Linked DNA regions of Homo sapiens: region 2 is linked to region 1. A link is an interaction called in ENCODE POLR2A ChIA-PET data of the cell type or tissue named here. Cell type or tissue: Panc1. All regions are shown on one strand.

Evidence for each region. ChIA-PET counts read pairs that join two places held together with the same protein. Peaks named below come from ENCODE experiments on the same cell type or tissue, not always from the same donor. Only the 100,000 strongest peaks of a DNase experiment are listed, where the experiment ranks them.
Region 2: POLR2A ChIA-PET joins it to region 1 with 8 read pairs; 2 of 35 experiments call an interaction of 5 or more read pairs at or near these places.

Annotation. Positions count from the first base shown.
Region 1 is chr19:38,251,849-38,254,348 of GRCh38, forward strand. It overlaps PPP1R14A (protein phosphatase 1 regulatory inhibitor subunit 14A), which reads right to left. Exons shown (of 4, transcript NM_033256.3): 2 at 1,046-1,126; 3 at 458-490. Among named protein-coding and RNA genes, the nearest start is that of PPP1R14A, 3.3 kb to the right of the region's middle. In Panc1, no CTCF peak of the experiment used is centred here; no DNase peak of the experiment used is centred here; H3K4me3 peaks cover 2,500 bases; H3K27ac peaks cover 2,500 bases.
Region 2 is chr19:38,805,859-38,808,358 of GRCh38, forward strand. It overlaps LGALS4 (galectin 4), which reads right to left. Exons shown (of 10, transcript NM_006149.4): 4 at 603-737. Among named protein-coding and RNA genes, the nearest start is that of LGALS4, 5.8 kb to the right of the region's middle. In Panc1, no CTCF peak of the experiment used is centred here; no DNase peak of the experiment used is centred here.

The sequences.
Region 1 (2,500 bases):
CCTAGAGCTAGTTGGAGAAACATGAATAGTTTTCCCTTTTAAAGCAGGGAAGGAAGTGGGAGGGGTTGGGCCGCTCAGCTTCAGGGCCTGGGAGGATGGAGGGCCCCCAGAGGTGGGGAAGGGAGCCCGGGGTGGCGGAGGCAGTGACAGGGGAGGACAGAGGGAGACTGAGCCCGAAGGCTGGTGGCCAAAGGACAGGCACAGGAGAGGCAAAAACAGGGCAGATGGGGGAGGACAGAATGGAGCCCCCTCAGCAGATGGGGGAGAGAGGGAGAGAGACAAGTAGGAGGACAAAAGACACCCCTGGAGACCAGAAAGAGCTGCGGAGGGCAGGTTGGGGCCGGGGGTGGTGGGGCCGGGTGGTGTTCCCCAGAGACCCTTCTGCCAGCTTCTTCCCCCTCCCCCATCAGAGTACTTGGGGCCAGAACAGGGAGAGAATGAGGGAGAGAAAACTCACCTCGACAGGTTTCCCACATGACTTCAGGAGTCCCTAAAACCCCCAACCAAGAACAAAACAAAACAGTAAATGACTAACACCTACTCCCCTCCAGCCCCTTCCCTTTCCCAAAAGGCCCCAGCAGCAAGACAAATGGAAGTCAGACTCCAGGGTGGACTGCCCACCAAGCTTCAAGAGAGGAACAGAGCCCAAGGGGCATGTGGATCGACTCAGGGCAGGGGTGAGTTACTAGATCCAGAGAGGGCGAGAGGGTCACACAGCACTTCCCTCCTCTAAAAAGGTATAAGCCATAAGCAAAGACATGGCTGCCAAACTGCCTGGGTTCGATGCCCAGCTCTGCTCCTTCTGAGCTGTGTGACACTGGGCAAGGGATTCAACCTCTCTGGGCCTCATTTTCCTCATGGGGAAAATGGAGCTCACACTAGCGCCTGCTTCGGAGGGTTTTGTGAGGGTTAAGTGAGTGAATACATGTAAAGCCATCACACCAGTGCCCGGCATCTAGTGAGCACTCAGTAAACACGTGAACTATTGCTATTATTTTTAGGGAGGTGCAAAGTGGGAGGCTGGGGGACACGTCCCCCCACCTACCTGGATTTTCCGGCTTCTCTCCTCTTCACTCTCTAACTCCAACAATTCATCAATGTTGATCTCATCGGGCATGTCTGCCTCCTAGGGCCAGGGAGGGAGGGGTGCTTAGGATCCCCTTCCCTCCCTCCCTCGCCTTTGTCCAGGGCTCTGCAGGAGCCCCACCGGCCCCAGGGCCCAGCTGGCGGGTTCTGGAGCATTAATGTGGCAGTCCGGGACAGCACTGCCAAGACGGGACATCTGGGTGTTGGGGGGGAGGGGTGACAGATGGGCTGAGAGAGCCCCGGGGCCCTGTACCAGCCCGATGCCTGGGCCCATGGGCCCCGGGAGCCTCGGGGCTGGCACGGGTCTCTCGCCTTGGCTCTAGTTCCCACAGAGGAAAACAGGCCTAGTGGAGTCCTGGAATGTCAGATTCTGGGATTCGGGAGAGGAGCTGGCTTCTGCCCTTTCAAGGAAAAGTCTTAGCACTAGGTGCAGGGGAGGAGAGGCTGGCAGCCAGCAGCCAGCTGGGGCGGCCCCTTCCCCCAGGGGACAGGAAGGGAGGGGACAGGAAGGGAGGGGACGGCTTGGGCCAGCCCCCAGAGGGCCAAAATGCAGCCTGGTGAGACCGAAGGGAGGACCACCGAGGCCCCTCAAGGTGGGTGGGTGGGATGAGTCATGGCTCAACTCAGCTGCTAAGAGCGGGGCGCTGAGTGTGGCCTCTACAGGCAGTGGCCCAAGCGCAGGCTGGCTCAGTACCCCTGCTGGGAATAGGACCCAGCTGTCCCCAGCTGTCGAGGGAGCAAGAGAGCCTTGGGGTTATGAATCCTTTCCTCCCCAACCCAAAGTCCGGCTGTCGGCTTCAGGCCTGGGGCTTCAGGGCTGGATGGTCCTGGTTCATGTGTGGTGAAGGGGCTTCAGCAAGGACACAGGTGTGTGAGTCTCTGCCAGGGCCACAGCCTGATGCCAAGGGCCTGGGGCTGGCCGAGGATGCAGAGGGACCTGGCATCGTGCAGTGGCTTCGTATAGTGGACTGTGGTCCTGCAGGTGTGAGGTGTGTGGCTCTGGCTTGGGTGTGTGACACATCAGCATGTGTCCACAGTCAGCTGTGGGGCCCACCACCTGAGAATGGCCTCATAGATGCCACCTGCCACTAGCAACCAGATTGGTTCACCTGTATGGGCCCAGGTGTGAGTCTGAGAACAGAGGGACTGCATGTCACCATGGGAGAAGGGCCATGCCTTCCACCATTGTCGCACCATGAAGAGGAGGACTCGTGGGTCCTGTGTACACTGTAGCATACAGAAGTCACAGAAGGCCAGGCGCAGTGGCTCACGCCTGTAATCCTGACATTTTGGGAGGCCGACAAGAGAGAATTGCTTGAGCCTAGGAGTTCAAGATCAGCCTGAGCAACATAGCGAGGCCCCATCTCTTTTTCTTTTTTCTTTTTTTTGAGACAAAGTCTCCTTCTGTCACCTA
Region 2 (2,500 bases), 550 kb after region 1:
GCCAGGAGTTCCAGACCAGCCTGGCCAACATGGTGAAACCCCGTCTCTACTAAAAATACAAAAATTAGCCAGATGTGATGGTGGGTGCCTGTAATCCCAGCTACTTGGGAGGCTGAGGCAGGAGAATTGCTTAAAACTGGGAGGCAGAGGTTGCAGTGAGCCAGAATCACACCACTGTACTCCAGCCTGGGAGACAGAGCAAGACTCCATCTCAAAAAGAAAAAATAGACCAACTGCGGTGGCTCACGCCTGTAATCCCAGCACTTTGGGAAGTCGAGGTGGGTGGATCATGAGGTAAGGAGATCGAGACCATCTTGGCTAACACAGTGAAACCCTGTCTCTACTAAAAATACAAAAAAATTAGCCGGGCGTGGTGGCAGGCTCCTGTAGTCCCAGCTATTTGGGAGGCTGAGGCAGGAGAATGGCGTGAACCTGGGAGGCGGAGCTTGCAGTGAGCCAAGATCGCGCCACTGCACTCCAACCTGGGCGACAGAGTGAGACTCCGTCTCAAAAAAAAAAGAAAAAAAGAAAAAAAGAAAAAAAATGAATGTGGAACTGAATTTAGAAAGAAAGGACGCAAGAAGGGATGGGACCCCTCACACCTGGGGCCGGAGGGGCTGGCCTCCGATGAAGTTGATTGATTGAAGTTGCAGATCCCCATCCACTTGCAGGTGGGTGACCATCTGTAGGGGAAGCCGGTGCCCGTACTCATAGAAGGGATTTCCATTTACCACCACCTGGAGGGCAGAGATGGGAGGTCAGGAGTCAGCACCCATGATCCTGGGAAGGTACAAACAGGAAGCAAGGGCAGGGCACCCTGGCTCACGCCTCTAATCCCAGCACTTTGGGAGGCTGAGGGGGGTGGATCATTTGAGATCAGGAGTGTGAGACCAGTCTGGCCAACATAGTGAAACCCCATCTCTACTAAAAATACAAAAATTAGCCAGGCATGGTGGCGGGCTCCTGTAATCCCAGATACTCAGGAGGCTGAGGCAGGAGAATCGCCTGAACCCGGGAGGTGGAGGTTGCAGTGAGTGGAGATCACGCTGCTGCACTCCAGCTTGGGTGACAGAGCAAGACTCTGTCTCAAAAAAAAAAAAAAGCAAGGATCAGGGATCTTTTTCATTGGGAGTCGATAGTCTTGGGGATGAGCTGGGACAGCCTCAGCATCAGGAACCTTGGAGTCCACAGCTCAGAGGTCAAGCTAAGGTCAAAAATCAGCTCACTGGCCGGGCGCAGTGGCTCATGCCTGTAATCCCAGCACTTTAGGAAGCCAAGGTGGGGGATCATTTGAGATCAAGAGTTCGAGACCAGCTTGAGAAACATAGCAAGACCCCGTCTTTACAAAAATATACAAAAATTAGCCGGGCGTGGTGGTGTGCACCTAGAGTCCCAGCTACTCCGGAGGCTAATGTGAGAGGATCACCTGAGCCCGGGGAGGTTGAGGCTGTAGTGAGCTGTTTGCATCACTGCACTCCAGCCTGGGCAACAGAGCGAGACCCAGTCTCAAGAGGAAAACAAAAAGTACACGTTTTGCAAAAAACACAAAGTGGTAGGAGGAAATACACATGAAATGTATTACAAGACTCTCAGCAGTAGGGTAATGGGACTAAGGAAAAGCGCTAAAAGAGGATTTTTAAAAATAGGCAGGAAACGGCCGCCCTTCGTCTGGGAGGTGAGGAGCGCCTCTGCCCGGCCGCCCCGTCTGGGAAGTGAGGAGCGCCTCTGCCAGGCCGCCCTGTCTGGGAAGTGTACCCAACAGCTCCGAAGAGACAGCGACCATCAAGAATGGGCCATGATGACGATGGCGGTTTTGTCGAAAAGAAAAGGGGGAAATGTGGGGAAAAGAAAGAGAGATCAGATTGTTACTGTGTCTGTGTAGAAAGAAGTAGACATAGAAGACTCCATTTTGTTCTGTACTAAGAAAAATTCTTCTGCCTTGAGTTGCTGTTAATCTGTAACCTTACCCTGTGTTCCCTGAGACATGTGGTGTGTCAACTCAGGGTTAAATGGATTAAGGGCTGTGCAGGATGTGCTTTGTTAAACAGAGGCTTGAAGGCAGCATGCTCCTTAAGAGTCATCACCACTCCCTAATCTCAAGTACCCAGGGACACAAACACTGTGGAAGGCCGCAGGGCCCTCTGCCTAGGAAAACCAGAGACCTTTGTTCACGTGTTTATCTGCTGACCTTCTCTCCACTATTATCCTATGACCCTGCCACATCCCCCTCTCTGAGAAACACCCAAGAATGATCAATAAATAAAAATAAATAAATAAATAAATAATAAAATAAAATAAAATAGGCAGGAAAGAAGGAAAAGAAAAGAAAGAAGTTGACATAAAAAGTGGGGATGGAAAAAGGAAATAAATGAAGGAGGGAAGGAGAGAGAAGGAAGAAGAGAGGAGGGAAGGGGGAAGGAAGGAGGGGAGGAAAGAGGAGAGAACAGAGAAAGAGGAAGGAAAAAGAGGAAAAAGAAGGAAGGGGCTGGGTGTGGTGGCT